Regions from separate parts of the Homo sapiens genome. Here region 2 is linked to region 1. Evidence: chromatin contacts called from ENCODE Hi-C data. All regions are on one chromosome and are shown on one strand. The core of a region is the stretch at or near the end of the contact, and the rest is flanking DNA. Distances in the headings are between cores, read along the strand shown. Region 1 has its middle 22 kb from the start of NEK2-DT. Region 2 has its middle 82 kb from the start of MIR3122.

Evidence for each region. A loop is a pair of places that touch in the nucleus more often than their neighbours do. Pooled maps may share reads with other maps.
Region 2: a loop to region 1 is called in a map with no recorded cell type, with 9 times the contacts of the local background. The contact joins two enhancer-like sites. A Hi-C loop is called at or near these places in 4 of 37 single-sample maps with no recorded cell type and 5 of 50 pooled maps.

Annotation. Positions count from the first base shown.
Region 1 is chr1:211,693,966-211,701,605 of GRCh38, reverse strand. No RefSeq gene overlaps it. Among named protein-coding and RNA genes, the nearest start is that of NEK2-DT, 22 kb to the right of the region's middle. RefSeq lists a silencer at 2,581-2,640 and an enhancer at 5,848-6,347. Within about 2 kb of position 3,051, at least 3 of the 41 ENCODE cell types and tissues checked have a DNase peak (open chromatin) inside an H3K27ac peak, as active enhancers do.
Region 2 is chr1:212,156,151-212,163,790 of GRCh38, reverse strand. No RefSeq gene overlaps it. Among named protein-coding and RNA genes, the nearest start is that of MIR3122, 82 kb to the right of the region's middle. RefSeq lists an enhancer at 2,449-2,558. Within about 2 kb of position 4,595, at least 2 of the 41 ENCODE cell types and tissues checked have a DNase peak (open chromatin) inside an H3K27ac peak, as active enhancers do.

The sequences.
Region 1 (7,640 bases), core at 1,802-4,301:
AGAGCACCACCTACCTCGCACCTTGGGGATCAGGGAAGGATCCCCAGGAGGTGAGCCGTGAGTTGGGTTTTGAAGGTCAAGTAGGAGTTAGCCAGAAAACAAGGTCTTGGGTAGATGAGAAAAACAGTTTCTTTACACCCACACAACATTTCTGACACCAGAGGTCTGGGTTATTTCCCCCAGTGACCAATTCTCCAACACCAACTGGGTGTCCTACAATTTAATTCTGACACTATCAAGCTGCAGCTCCTGTCAGATCCCACACTTTCAGGGCTCAGTCCCACCAGACTGCCCCCATTGCAGATGCCAATGGCAAGTCTGGGTCTCAGGTATTTCTGACCAAACAGCTATAAGTTAGCGGTTCCAATGGCCCCCTCCCTTGGGCTCAATAATTTGCTAGAATGGCCCACAGATTCAATGGCCCACAGATCTCAGAGAAACACTACATTTACCAGCTTATTATAAAGGACACAACTCAGGAACAGTTAGATGGGAGATGGATAGGGCGAGGTAGGGGTGGGGCAGGGGGTAGGGCTTCCACGTCCTCTCTGGGCACCCACCCTCCAGCACCTCCATGTGTTCTGTAGTCTAGAAGCTCATCAGATCTCACTGTTCAAGAGTTTTCACAGACCTCAAAATCCAGCACCCAACTCCCATTCCCAGAGGCTGAAGGGTGGGTGGGGCAGGTGAGGGTGCAGTTTGAAATAATATATATTGATGATGCTCCAGCAGTTTTAAGCAAAATCTTGAGCCATTTATGTCCAGAATTTTTGACAAACAAAACCAGACAAAACAACCAATCCCACAAAACAAAACTAAACAAAACTAAACAAAAACCAACCAGCCAAACAACCAAACCCAACCAAAAAACCCTAGAATTCATTGTTTTGCGATGCACTGTCACACTGAATCATGCCTGTAACTGATGTTCTAGAAGAGTTCAGTTTCCTCTAAGGGTAATCAGTTATGTGATAAAGAGGTGTTAAATACTTGGTGATGATTTAAAATCCAATCTTAATTTGGTCCCACCTTGAGATCTGTTCATCTTTTTTTTTTTTTTTTTTTTTTTTTTGAGACAGAGTCTCGATCTATCTCTCAGGCTGGAGTGCCGTGCAGTGGTGCAATCTTGGCTCACTGCAGCCTGGACCTTCTAGGCTCAAGAGATCCTCCTTCCTCAGCTCCCCTGAGTAGCTGGGACCACAGGCATGTGCTACCCCATCCAGCTAATTTTAAACTTTTTTTGTAGAGACAGGGTCTCACTATGTTGCCCAGATTGGTCTCGGACTCCTGGGGTCAAGCGATTCTCCTGCCTGGGCCTCCCAAAGTGCTGGGGAGATCTGTTCATTCTTTTTTTCTTTTCTTTTCTTTTTTCTTCTTCTTCTTTCCTTCCTTCCTTCCTTCCTTCCTTCCTTCCTTCCTTCCTTCCTTCTTTCTTTCTTTTCTTATTGAGACAGGGTCTTGCTCTGTCACCCAGGCTGAAGTGCAGTGGCGCGATCTGGGCTCACTGTAATCTCTGCCTTCCAGGTTCAAGCAATTCTTCTGCCTCAGCCTCCCGAGTAGCTGGGACTACTGGTGCACGCCACCATGCCCGGCAAATTGTTGTATTTTTAGTAGAGACAGGGCTTCACCATATTGGCCAGGCTGGTCTCGAACTCCTGACCTTGTGATCCGCCCACCTCTGCCTCCCAAAGTGCTGGGATTACAGTCATGAGCCACCACACCCGGTGATCTGTTCATTCTTAATGGAAAAATGCTTGATACTTTATAAGCCAAATGGTGACACAATTGGCCCTATTTTAGTCCAACAGGGAAAAAGGCAAAAATTATACATTTCAGCAGACCTGGTACATTTGATAGCTTAAACTGACATAAAAATTGTCTTCTAAAACTAAGATAAAACAAAATGGGGATAGTGATACTTCCTCATGGAGTTGTGGGAAGGGTGGAGTGAGATTCATGTGCAAAGAGTTTGCACAGTGCCTGGCACATCAAGGACATTGATGGGTGAGAGTCCCCAGTGTTGGGACCATTGCTGGGGTGGGAGTGGCCTGTGCCTCCAGCAGGGAAGAAGGGCAGATGAGCTTTCCGGAACGTACTCCTCAGAACCTGGGTCCTAAGTCTGTTTGCACGCATGTGCCCTGCGTGTATTCTCTGCCGGGGCATTAGCGGACAGGGACCCTTCTCCACATGAAAGCACTCGGGGAATCACGGCTTGCTGAAGCCAGAGCACAAGGCGGAGATCACCTGCACCAACCCATCCTACATGGAAAGGACAGCTGAGTCCCGAGAGGGCCGTAGGGTCACAACTTCCTAGGAAGCCGGGGCTGGAGCCAGGCCCCCTGCCTGCCCTCTCTGTCGCTGTGCCCCGCTCTGTGCTCCACAGGCAGCTCCTCAGCCGCAGCGCCTTCAGTTCCATCTGGTCTAGAGGGAAGGGAGTGCGGGTCGCCCGGCCCCTGGAAGCTCACCTCTAAAGCCCCAAGGGCACCGTAGGGGAGGCTGTGTCCACAAAGGCTCCTAGGAGGAGCTTTCATGACACTTTATGAGAAAAAGTCCCACAGTCCTGCACTGAGCCTTCACCTCACCTGAGCTCTTCTCAAAGTCAAGTCATAGCGGGCGGGGGACGGGGGGCGGGGGGCGGAAACTGAAGTGCAGAGTGAAGGGCTCTGAGAAAGCACTCCCAGGCCTGGGCCAACAGGCCCCGTGGCACCTTCGGGAACATCTCTGTGCATGAAAAGCTGCAGTCTGCTGTTACTGTTTCAGTAACGGGGTCAATATTTCTATATCCGGACACTGCGCAGTCTCTAGGCCTCCCGAGGGTTTGAGTTCTCCGGAGTCCAGACTCATAAACCACACCTCCCTCCCTCTGCAAAAAAGAGCGTGCGGGTCCAGGTAGGTGAGCGGCGGCGCTGTCCCTTCAGCTCCAGGAGGGAGAGGGCGCCCCCACCTGGTTACAGGCAGCATGGCAGCGAGAGGCCAGGGCTGAACGCGGCGCAGGATCCTCTCCTGGTGGCCTTGTCCCTGGGTGCCCCTCAGAACCACCCGGGGACATCCCCAAATTACAGAAACCTGGACCCTCACCACAGACCCTGAATCAGGAAGTATGAGGTGTGCCCCAGGCATTTTAAAACAACAACAACAAGCTCTATAGAGCTTCTGATAAACACCCAAGTTGAGAACTGCAGGGTATTAAGATCAGAAATGAGGTGTCAAAAATAACTTCTAGCTAACAATAGTTAAGGTGCCAACACCTGTGAATCATTTGTCATTATATGCAAATTAGAGGCCCGTGGCAGTGGCTCACGCCTGTAATCCCAGCACTCTGGGAGGCTGAGGCAGGAGGATCACTTGAGCTCTGGAGCTTGAGACCAGTCTGGGCAACATGGTGAGACCCCGTCGCTACTAAAAATAAAAGCGAATTAGCCAGGCCTAGCAACGAGTGCCTGTAGTCCCAGCTACTGGAGAGGCTGAGGTGGGAGGATTGCTTGAGCCTGGAGGTCAAGGCTGCAGTGAGCTGTGATTGCTCCACAGCACTCCAGCCTAGGCAACACTGAGATCTTGTCTCAAAAAAAAAAAATTTCATATATATATATATATATATATATACACACACATATAAAAAATATAATGTATATATATAATATAATGTGTATATATAGAGATACACACACACACATATATATATATGTATGTATAATTAGAGCAGATATGAGGCCATTCCTCTCTTTCCCTTGCATTCTCAGAGAGAAAAGGCCTGTGTGGGGGCTCTGCTGGGTGCCCTACATGCCTGCAGCCCTCCTGAGCCTTGTTGGAGACTATCACTGATCTCTGCCCCAGTTAGGATGGTTTCAAATTGGTCTAGTCTAGTGCTTTACTGGCTTCCCAAAAGCTTTGGGCTAAGTTCAAATGGGGGACTCCCCTGGAAGTGTGCCTCAAAAGCAGATGTCATCCACACTGTGTTTCTCAGCAGGAAGTCTCCCCACCAGCACAGCTGTTCTCCACTGTGACAAGCATAGGAGCCCCCAGGGACTGTGCTGAAGAGCAGATTCTGATGAGCAGGGCCGGGTGGGGCCTGAGAGTCTGCATGTCTAATAAGCTCCCAGGGGACACCTTGTTGCTCTCCAAGGACCACATGTGAGGGTCTACACCACTTACTGACAATACTGCTCTAGCTATGACCAGCTGGAAAGGCTTCTGAAGAGGAGCTTCATAGCTAAGCTGACCAACCCTCTTGGTTTTCTTGGGGCTGAGAGGTTTGCCCAGACTTGAAACCTGGGATGGTCCCAGGGAGACCAGAATTCTTGGTTACCCTGTGCACAGCTGTGGCCCAATACAATTAGTTTAGGTAAAGCCTTGACATAGACGCCTGAGAAAGGCTCAAGAATGCTTACAAAGAAACAAACAAGGCATTGTAAATCAATCTAGTGTAGAAAAAATACTCTTAAAGCACCGAGGGAAGGTAGATTAAATTCAAGGTCATCATGAAACTGAGCTTCTTGAGAGCTGAGTTCTGAGTGGGATGGGATAGAAAAGGGATTAGGGAATGATCTAGGTTGGGATGAAGGAAAGGGCTCCCATTGCTATACATGCCCGCTTTGGTTAGCGCTGATTTCATGAAAAGCCAGGTTCATCTGAGTTGTCAGAACCTACAAATCATATTCAAGTGTGTGCTGTCATATTTGTATTAAATTCCTGTATCTATATATTTTAGGTCACTTTCTCTCCCCAAAAGCCATGGCAGTTAACCTGGCCCTAAACCTAAGTTGCCCTGGCCTCCCTGCCCAGGTGCCTTCTAGAGAATGTCACATAATGCAGTGGTTTAATGGACTTCCCTGGTGACCACAGCCCTGGTCTGGATGTGGTCCTGTCTGCCCTGCCATGTGCCATGTGACCTAGGTAGAAAGGGAGTCAGTGTCTACCTGTCTGTGCCTGTCCTCCTGCCCTTACAGGGATGGCTGAGGCATGAGGGCTCTGACAGCCCTGGAGACACACAGAACCTCACCAATATGGAAGAGTCTGGGAAAACCTTGGGGCCACCCTGAGAAGGCACTTCACAACAAAGACTGCACACAGTACTTTTTGGAGGGCAGCCATATTCTGGCCTATGGGTTTGGTTCCTAGAACTCGAAGTATGTGGGTTTCCTGAGTGTGTAAAATCCTGAGAGATGGTAATAAACCACACCCTTTGGGATGAGGTACAGAGAGCCTTCATATTTATAAAATATATGAGGCCAGGCATGGTGGCTCACACCTGTAATCCCAGCACTCTGAGAGGCCAAGGTAGAAGCATTGCTTGAGCTCACGAGTTTGAGTCCAGCCTGGGCAACATAACGAGAGCCTGCCTCTACAAAAATAAAATAAAATAAAAAGTTAGCTGGGCATGGTGGTGTGTGCCTGTGATCACAATTATTCAGGAGGCTGAAGTGGGAGGATTGCTTGAGTATAGGAGTTTGAGGCTGCAGTGAACTATGATTGCACCATTGCACTCCAGCCTGGGCAACAGAGTGAGACCGTGTCTCAATTAAAAAAAAAATATATATATATATATATATATGTATGCATGTATATGTGTGTGTATATATATATATATACATATGTATGTATGTATGTATGTGTGTGTGTGTATATGTATATATGTATATATACCGCTTTATTTCTTTAGCAGTGGTTAAGATTTGAACTTTGGAATCAGGCAGAACTGTAGGTCCAGCTCTGGCATTTTCTCACCCTCTAGAGCCTGGGTTTCCTCATCTGTAAAATAGAGATGGTAACAGTGCCTCCTCTTCGGGGCCTCTGGGCCTTGGCCGTCACACAATGCTCCTCCAAGAGCAGCTATGTTATCACTACTCTTATCTCACAGACAGCTGGAGGAGGGTCACGGGGGCAGCGGGCGCTCTGCAGGAGGCCTCCTTTAAGGGCAGTTGTCATTAGCACGCTGTTAGCAATGGGAAGCTCCAAGATGCTGCCAAACCACTTGAAAAGATGTGTTAGAAATCCCCATTTGGTAAAGAACAAAATTCTCAGTTCACAGAGCTTAGTCAATGCTTTTGTTGTCATTGTTGTTAATAAATGCTTTATTTTTGAAGAGTTTTAGATTTATAGAAAAGCTATAAAGATAGTACAGAGTTCCCATTTCTCACAGGGGTCCTGCACTGGCTCCCTGCTGGGGCGGGCTTGCAGTAGTCCAGTGGTTCAGTTTTGGTCTGGCTTCCTTTTTTCTGTGGTGACTGTCTAGCCCACAAGCTGAGTTATGGAGATGCTGCAGCTTTTCTGTTTGTAAAAATGACCTTGATCCCCGCCTACACTCGTTTCCTCTGTGTGCACAAACACACATGTGCACAGGCCCACCCACAGCATGCGGTCATGCAGTGTGAGGAGCACACCCACTGAGCTAGGCTCAGGTGACCCCTGACTGCTACCCCTTGCAGACCCAAGGTCGATCAGAGCCCCTGCAGAGGAAGCACTGTTACCATCTCGTGGCTTCTGGATGGTCCAGAGGGGGCTTTCTTGGAGATAAGTGAGCCAGACCTCCAAGAATCTGTAGGGTGGGTGGGCACATTTGGGTGTTCTCTTTTGCAGATGAGAAGTATTCATGGTGGCCTGAGGCTTGAGGCTTAAACACTATGAGCCTCAGTTTCCTTTTTTGGAAAATGGGAATAAACCAATGCTTCAGTCCTGGGAATGTGGTGAAGAGTGAAGGAGAAGCATGAGTAGCACCGGGCCTGGCACGGATGAGTGCGGTGCTTTTATCATTCCAGCTGTGTGGACCACACCAGCCACACCAGGTGGACATGTGGCCTCAGCTCACCAGATTCTCCTGCCCTCTGCCTCTGCCCAGGGTGGAGGGGAGTGAAGGCAGTGCCACAGCCCGGTACAGACCTGAATCATTGTATGCTTGACAGGCTCCAAGGCCTCCTTAAGTTAGGTCTTCACTCTGTGTACCATGACATTCCTCCAGAAAAACAAAAGTGCAAAGAACATCTTCTAATTTAAAACATGTTTTATGGTCGGGCTTGGCGGCTTATGCTGTAGCAGGATGAGCCGCAGACAAAAGTCCTCAAACTCTGAATTAAAGAAGGAAGGGGTTTATTCGGCCGGGGGCATTGGCAAGACTCCTGTCTCAAGAGCCGAGCTCCCCGAGTGAGCAATTTCTGTCCCTTTTAAGGGCTCACAACTCTAAGGGGGTGCACATGAGAGGGGCATGATTGATTGAGCAAGTGGGGGGTACGTGTCTGGGGGCTGCATGCACCGGTAATTACATCGGAACAAAACAGGATAGGGATTTTCACAGTGCTTTTCTATCCAATGTCTGTAATCTATAGATAACATAACCAATTAGGTCAGGGGTCGATTTTTAACTACCAGGCCCAGGGTGTGGCGCCGGGCTGCCTGCTTGTGGATTTCATTTCTGTCTTTTAGTTTTTACTTTTTCTTTCTTTGGAGGCAGAAATTGGGCATAAGACAATATGAGCGGTGGTCTCCTCCCTTATTCCCCCCCTTTGAGAATCTCACTCAATAGTGGGAGTTCTCACTTTCATTTTTACTTCCCATGTCTTCTTGCAAGACAGATCGATAGTGATTCACATAGTACATTGTGCTGAAGCATTTTGGTGAACTAAGGTAGTGATGAAGCTTTTTATCAT
Region 2 (7,640 bases), core at 3,346-5,845, 460 kb before region 1:
GGGAGCTAATTAGCAGACACTGTCCAGAAGAGAGGCTTCCTGGACTCTCAGTGACTGAAACATTCAGAAATATTCCTAGACTATATATTGGTAAGTTATTATGTCCTCGGAGATTTGTAGGAATATCCCTCAGAACACAAGAAGTTCTGATTCTTGAATAGGCCTTTTCCAAGTTGATTGTTCCACATTTTACACAAGCCCCTTGTGGAAAAGGTGCCCAGTTTATGGTGATAATGATTACAGAGTCGTAGAGTTAGAGCTTGGAAGATATCTTAAAGGTTCTCTTGGTCCAACCTCACACCTATGGCATGGCTGATAGATAATTAGAGTCACATCCAATGGAAATGATCTCACATCTCCCAGGCAGACTCTTCTCCTGATGGTCAACTCCATTAGAAAGTTCTTTCATGTCGGGCATAGTGGCTCATGCCTGTAATCCCAGCACTTTGGGAGGCTGAGGCGGGTGAATCACCCAAGGCTAGGAGTTCAAGACCAGCCTGGCCAACATGGTGAAACCCTGTAAAAAATACAAAAATTAGCTGGGTGTCGTGGAGCACGCCTGTAATCCCAGCTACTTGGGAGGCTGAGGCAGGAGAATTGCTTGAACCTGGAAGGATGAGGTTGCAGTGAGCTGAGATTGTGCCACTGCACTCCAGCCTGGGTAAAAGAGGGCAACTCTGTCTCAAAAAAAAAAAAAAAAAAAAGTTCTTTCTTGCGTGAAGCACACATATGCCTCACTGTCGTTACATTTTTTTCTGCGTCTCAGAGACCCCGATGAATGCCTTACTACATTTAGCAAATGAGACTCAAAGTGCAAGAGCTTCAATGTGACCATAAGTTTCACCTTCACGGGGCCTGTCAAATGGTTTAGGTTTCAAAACTTAAGCCCTTGGCCTTCACTAAAACTTCCCAGTATCTTCTGTCAAGAGGCTTCCTGGACTTTTGAAGAGAAAGTAAACTAAATGGGTGTTTGTTTCTCATCAGTGAAAGCAACGTGCTTGCAGAGGCCAGCTGGTCTATTTTTGTCTGTGGGTGGTGGATGGTTGCCAGGATTGAGCAGAGGTGTTTTCCTGTGGTAAAGACCAGAGATGGGGGTTGGTGGAGATGGTTCTTGATGCAGGAGAAGGAAGATTCGTGAACAGGATTCAGAACCTGGGAGCCTGTTGAGGAGGTCCTAGGGCTACCTTCAAGCTCAGACCCCTCATTCGCCGCCTCACTTGCATCCTTTTTCAATGTGTGCTCAGGGACTGCTAAGAGACTCATTCCTCCCCTAACAGGCAATAGCTATGAGGCTTTTAGTTGGGCCAGGTCTTGCAGGACACTCATCCTTCTGTATGATGGTCTCATTGCTGGTATCCTGGGTCCAAGTGTCCCCTACTCATCCTCACTAACAGGGCTCTGGCACTGCTTGTTTAGATGCAAATGTCTGGGGTGGGAGGACGTAACCACCTATAGTGGCACAAAATGCCCAGGAGTCAAGTTAATCCTAAGGATTTGGGGACTAACTCAGATGCAAAGCCTGAGAAACACCTGTCCACAGGCCCAAAGAATGTCTAGGGTTTTAGAGCCATGGATTTGAGACCCAGTAGAGCTGGGACTAAATGAAAGCAGTTTGGGAATAAGCCAATGTAGGGTCCTGGGTTATTTTAGCATCTGCACTTTCTTTAAGGGCCCACGTGTATGTGGGATATTCACAAGTGTGAATTCAGGGTGGTTTTTTTTTTAAATTGGGATTTTTAAATATAGATTTTAAAAATATAGATAAAAATATGGATTTCTGGGCCTTGTCCTTAGAAATTCTGATTCAGTGAGTCTGAGGGGGACTCAGAAAGCTGTCTTTTGAAAACTTTCCCAGTTTACTCCGATGTGTGTTTGGGAATCATCAGCTTAACGAATTAGAGGTGGGGCAGACACTTGTCTGTCAACATCCAAATTTCCTGTCCTCAGCCTTGGTGGTGCGCTTGCCTTCATATTTCTTTTGCCTACCTGGATGACTCCTGCGACTTGATTACCTCCCTGCCCAGTCTTAGCAAAAGTGAGCTAATGTGTAAAGAGTGCTTAGCATAGGGCCGGTACTTAGTAATCACTCAATAAAAGGAGGTTGTTATTCTTATTATCTGTGGTTAAAATGATATGACATGCCTGAGCTGTATGACTCATTGGACCAGGCAGTAATATCCCTTGAACACAGTGGAATTAGGTCAACCTCCTACCACCACTAATCCTGGCATCTCTCCTCCCCCAGTGAGCTTCCTATTTGGCCCTGTTGGGTTCTCACTTGGTGCCAGTCTGACTTTCTTGGGTTTGCTTTCTATTCTTTTGGCAGGACCCAGAGCAGGTACAATTCCCTTTGTGTTTGTTTAGAAACTGCTCTTCAGTGGTTGAGAGGAGTTGGGCCTCCCAGTCACAGTGTTTTGGTGGTTTGTTTCCATTTCTCCTTTGTGGTTGTGTTTATGACTGTGGTACAACTACTTGGAACTGAAATGTAGTTTCTTTGGAGACAGGGGTATTCTGTAGACACGGTGAAATTCCTTGGACTTGGAGGGTCTCCAGAATGCAATACAATATCTCTAACTGGCTCTAGAACTACCCAGAGTGAATAGGATTCTATTGTTACAGCTAGAACTAGGGTGAATGAATGCAGGATTCTTCATTTATTCAGCCAATGTGTGTGAGCACTTCTAATGTGCCAGGCACTACTAGTACTGGGAAGAATAAAATAGCCCTGACCATTGCAGCCAAGATTTTCTTTGTTCCCTTTCTAGGCCATCAAGCACAATGCTTCCAGGTTAACCTTCACACACTCACACTCACACTCACAGGTGTTAACACTTACTGTATGTTAGGGTAAAAAGTTGGTAGGGGGCCGGGCGCGGTGGCTCACGCCTGTAATCCCAGCACTTTGGAAGGTCAAGGCGGGTGTATCACCTGAGGTCGGGAGTTCGAGACAAGCCTGGCCAACATGGCGAAACCCTGTCTCTACTAAAAATACAAACAAACAAACGAACAAGAGGGCATGGTGGCCGGCGCCTGTAATCCCAGCTACTCGGGGGGCTGAGGCAGGAGAATCGCTTGAGCCTGGAAGGCAAAGGTTGCAGTGAGCCAAGATCGCGCCATTGCACTCCAGCCTGGGCAACAACAGTGAAACTCGTCTCAAAAAAAAAAAAAAAAAAAAAGTTGGTAGGGTATAGTCCCTGTCACTCAGAAACACAAAATTATCCTACTTTAAGGCCTGTTTGGAATGAATGAAATATATTTATTCTACCAAGTGCTTGGGACTAGAATAGAGTTATAATAGAAATGCATGGAGAGTACAGGAGCATGAGAACTAAATCTACTTCAAAGGAGTCATTTGCTGAATACCTACTACATGCCCAGCGATAGAGAAAAACAGCTTCAGCTTCAGAGCTGAGATGTGTGGACTTTTGAGTAACAGAAACCTGAGTTTGTAAACTGGATCTACACACAGCTGTGTGACCTTGGGCAAGCTATTTATCCTCTCTGAGCCTCACATTTCTTGTCTATGAAGTGGAAGAAATAATATCTACCACAAAGCATTATTGGAAAGGATAAAAGAGACTTTTTTTTAAAATTAATTACTTCATTTTTTTGAGACGGAGTCTGGCTCTGTCGCCCAGGCTGGAGTGCAGTGGCGCAATCTCGGCTCACTACAAGTTCCGCCTCCCGGGTTCACGCCATTCTCCTGCCTCAGCCTCCCGTGTAGCTGGGACTACAGGTGCCCACCGCCCCACCCTGCTAATTTTTTGTATTTTTTAGTAGAGACGGGGTTTCACCGTGTTAGCCAGGATGGTCTCGATCTCCTGACCTCATGATCCACCCGCCTCGGCCTCCCAAAGTGCTGGGATTACAGGCATGAGCCACCGTGCCCGGCCTTTTTTTTTTTTCTTTTCTTTTCTTTTTTTTTTTTTTAAAGCTTTCAGTCTGGTAGCCTTTTGTTCTCATTTACCACCATATATGAGATTGTTTTTTGGTGCCTGACTGTTGCGCTAGACCATGAGCTTCCCAAGGGTGGTGACTGTCCTATTCAGTTTCGTATCTACTGTGACTGTTGCTTGTTGAAGTGACTGTTTTCAGCTCACCTCTGGTTTCAGAGTCTGCCTACCAGAGACCCTCACAGCTGTTGCTCACGCTCACATGCTGTGGCCCATGAGCCTGTGGCTAAGCTGAGCTGATTCTCACTGCAGAGGACAATATCAGTACTGGGTCATGGTGCAGGAAGCTGCCTCTGGTTAAGTTGCTCCTTTTCTCCTGCAGGTTTCTGATGTGCCCCTTCCATTTCAGCTTCTACTCACACCAGGTTCTTGAACCCACTTGGCCCCAACCCCTCTCTTGGTGCCTATGTGGGCACTGCCTTGTCTGCCTGCTGCTGACTTCCTGCCTGGCCTGATTCACCAAATCCAAGGCCACCTGGCTCCCTGGTAGTCTGATTGACAGTATTGTATGCCTCAGAAGTTTGTGGTCACACAGGAGCCACCCCAACTGGGCTCTAGATCTCTGACCCAGTGACCTACTGGTCACCTTGTTATCAGCTTGGCCGCCCCAGTTGGACTCTGGCTCCACCTCTACCCACTCAACATACAAGCATTGAGTTCTGAAAGTGTACCAGGCCCTGTGATAGGCAACACGCAGATGAATGACGTGGTTCTTGCCCTGAAAGACACCTGTAACTGTCCCTGTCTTCAACATTCTCAGGCTAAAAATGATGTTGTTAGAAAAAGAGTCTGCAGCTGGTGAGAGGACTGGTTGCGGGAAAACACCTTTTTCACAGCCACAGTGAGGTTTCTTTGCCTGCTTTGATAAGTAGATAGCAGTGTGCCATCTGGCAGAGAACTAGGGTAGGATTCTTTACCTGACCTGAAAGAAATGCACAGACATGAAGCAGGTATAACAGAAGTGAGATATAGGCCAGGCGCAGTGGCTCACGCCGATAATGCCGGCACTTTGGGAGGCCAAGGCAGGTGGATCACTTGAGGTCAGGAGGTCGAGACTAGTCTGGCCAAAATGGTGAAACCCTGCCTCTACTAAAAATACAAAAGTTAGCCAGGCATGGTGGTGCACACCTGTAATCCCATCTTCTTGGGAGGCTGAGGCAGGAGAATTGCTTGAACCTGGGAGGTGGAGGTTGTAGTGAGCTGAGATCGCTCCACTGCACTTCAGCCTGGGCGACAGAGCAAGACTCCATCTTAAAAAAAAGTGAGATATAATTTCTGTCCTCACAGAGCTTGGAGTCTGTGGTAAGCAGAATAATGGCTCCTGGAGACGTACACATTCTTATCCTCAGATGCTATGACTTTGCTATGCTACATGGCAAGGGGGAATTTAGATTATAAGCAGAACTAAGGTTGCTAATTAACTGACTTTGAAATAGGGAGATTGGCTGAGTGTGGTGGCTCATACTTGTAATCATAGCACTTTGGGAGGCTGAGGTGGGAGGATCCCGCGAGGTCAGGAGTTCCGTGACCAGCTAGGCAACATAGTGAGACCTCGTTTCTGCAAATTTTTTTAAAAAAATTAACCAGGCATGGTGGCACGTGCCTGTAGTCCCACTTACTTGAGAGGCTGAGATGGGAGGATTGCTTGAGCTCAGGAGGTCAAGGCTTCAGTGAGCCGTAATTGTGCCACAAGCACTCCAGCCTGGGCGATAGAGTGAGACCCTGCCTCAAAAAAAAAAAAAAAAAAAAAAAAAATCAGGAGATTATCCTGGATTATCCAGGCGGGCCCAGTGGGATCACAGGATCCTTAAACATGGAAGTTCAGTGTTAAAATGATGTGATATGAGAAAGACTTGATCAGCCACTGATGGCTTTGAAGATGGCCAGGGAACCTAGGAACAAGGGCAGTCTCTAAAGGCCAGAAAAGGCAAGAAAAGTTTCTCCCCTAGAGCCTCCAGAAGGAACACCTGACACCATGATTTTAGCCCAGTGAGAATCATTTCAGACTTCTGACCTCTAGAACTATAGAACATTAAATGTATACTTTCTAATCCACTGACTTTGTGGTAACTTCTCATAGTAGCAATAGGAAATAAATACAGTCCAACTGGAAATATGGGAATTAAAGAAGGGATTACAATTCCAAGTGATGTGTGCAGGGACATGAGAAGTAGGGAATGCTGTGGGGATCCCCAGAAGTTCCCTCCCGCCGTGGGCACGGTGGTGGAAGAGTCAGCCAATGCGTTCTGGAGGAAGAGGGCTTGGTACCCTCAGGAGAAGGAAAGGAGCCAGGCAGGAAATCTACTGGAACTGTGTGAGGAGGGCAATGACCTGATCCGTCCAAAGAGCTGTGGGAGGACCTGGGCTCTGAGTGAGGCAGGTGTGCAGAGCTATCTGGGTTGGTTCACCTGGGTTGGCTCCTCTGCCTGAAGTTCCTCCCACATGAAGAAGAATTTGGCTAGAGTTCAAAATGTCAATGGTGGATGAATAAATTGGCATAGTCATACAATGAAATGCAGTAAGTCTTTACAACTTCCCCGGTAGGTTCTTGGAAACTGAGACTTTAGGTGAAACCAATTTTACCATAGGCTAATGGGTATAAACAAGAGTTAAGTTCCTTCGGCATATTTCTGGTCGCAGAAACAGCTTCTAAATAAAGACAAAAACACTTCTAATATGAAATGTTTAAATAAATGTGAGCTACATATAAGTACATTTAAGGAAGATTAATAAAATCAAGTACGATCACTATTTACCCGCTTATTCCAGTTCAGGATCTCTGGTTGCCAGAGCCCATCCCGGCAGCTTGGGGTACAAGGCAGGAACCCATCCTGGCCAGGACACCATCCTATCGCAGGACACACTCACACACACACCCACTCTCACTCAGACTGGGACCATTGAGGCACACCAATGAGCATCACGGGTACAGCTTTGGGATGTGGGAGGAAACCGGAATACCCGGAGAAAACCACGCAGACATGGGGGAAACATGCAAATTCCACACAGACAGCAGCCCCAGCAGGGAATCCATTTTATTCTCATCAATGTTATAATGAAACAACAACATTGTTTGAAGATCTGCCGTATTACACTTCAATTAAAAAGTAAATAAAAATATTATTTTGGCCTAGGGTGGTGGCTCATGACTGTAATCTCAGCACTTGGGAGGCCAAGGTGGACGGATAATTTGAGGTCGGGAGTTCAAGACCAGCCTGGCCAACATGCGGAAACCCATCTCTACTAAAAATAAAAAAAAAATGAGCACGGCGTGGTGGCGCACGCCTGTGGTCCAAGCTACTCGAGGGGCTGAGGCAGGAGAATCACCTGAACCCAGGAGGCAAAGGTTGTAGTGAGCCAAGATTTTGCCACTGCACTCCAGCCTGGGCAACAGAGTGAGACTCTATCTCAATAAATAAATAAATAAATAAATAAATAAATAAATAAATAATATTATTTTACAGAAAAGTGTAAAAGGCACAAACTCTTGACCCAGAAATTTTCACTGCTAGAATTTGCCTTCCACATGTGCTCTCACAGGGGTTCAAGGGAATGAGGAAGGAGGCTCCCTGCTGAATTCTTTGTAATAGTTAAAAACTAAGGGCCAGGCAAGGTGGCTCACGCCTGTAATCCCAGAACTTTGGGAGGCCGAGGTGGGTGGATCGCTTGAGCCCAAGAGTTTGAGAC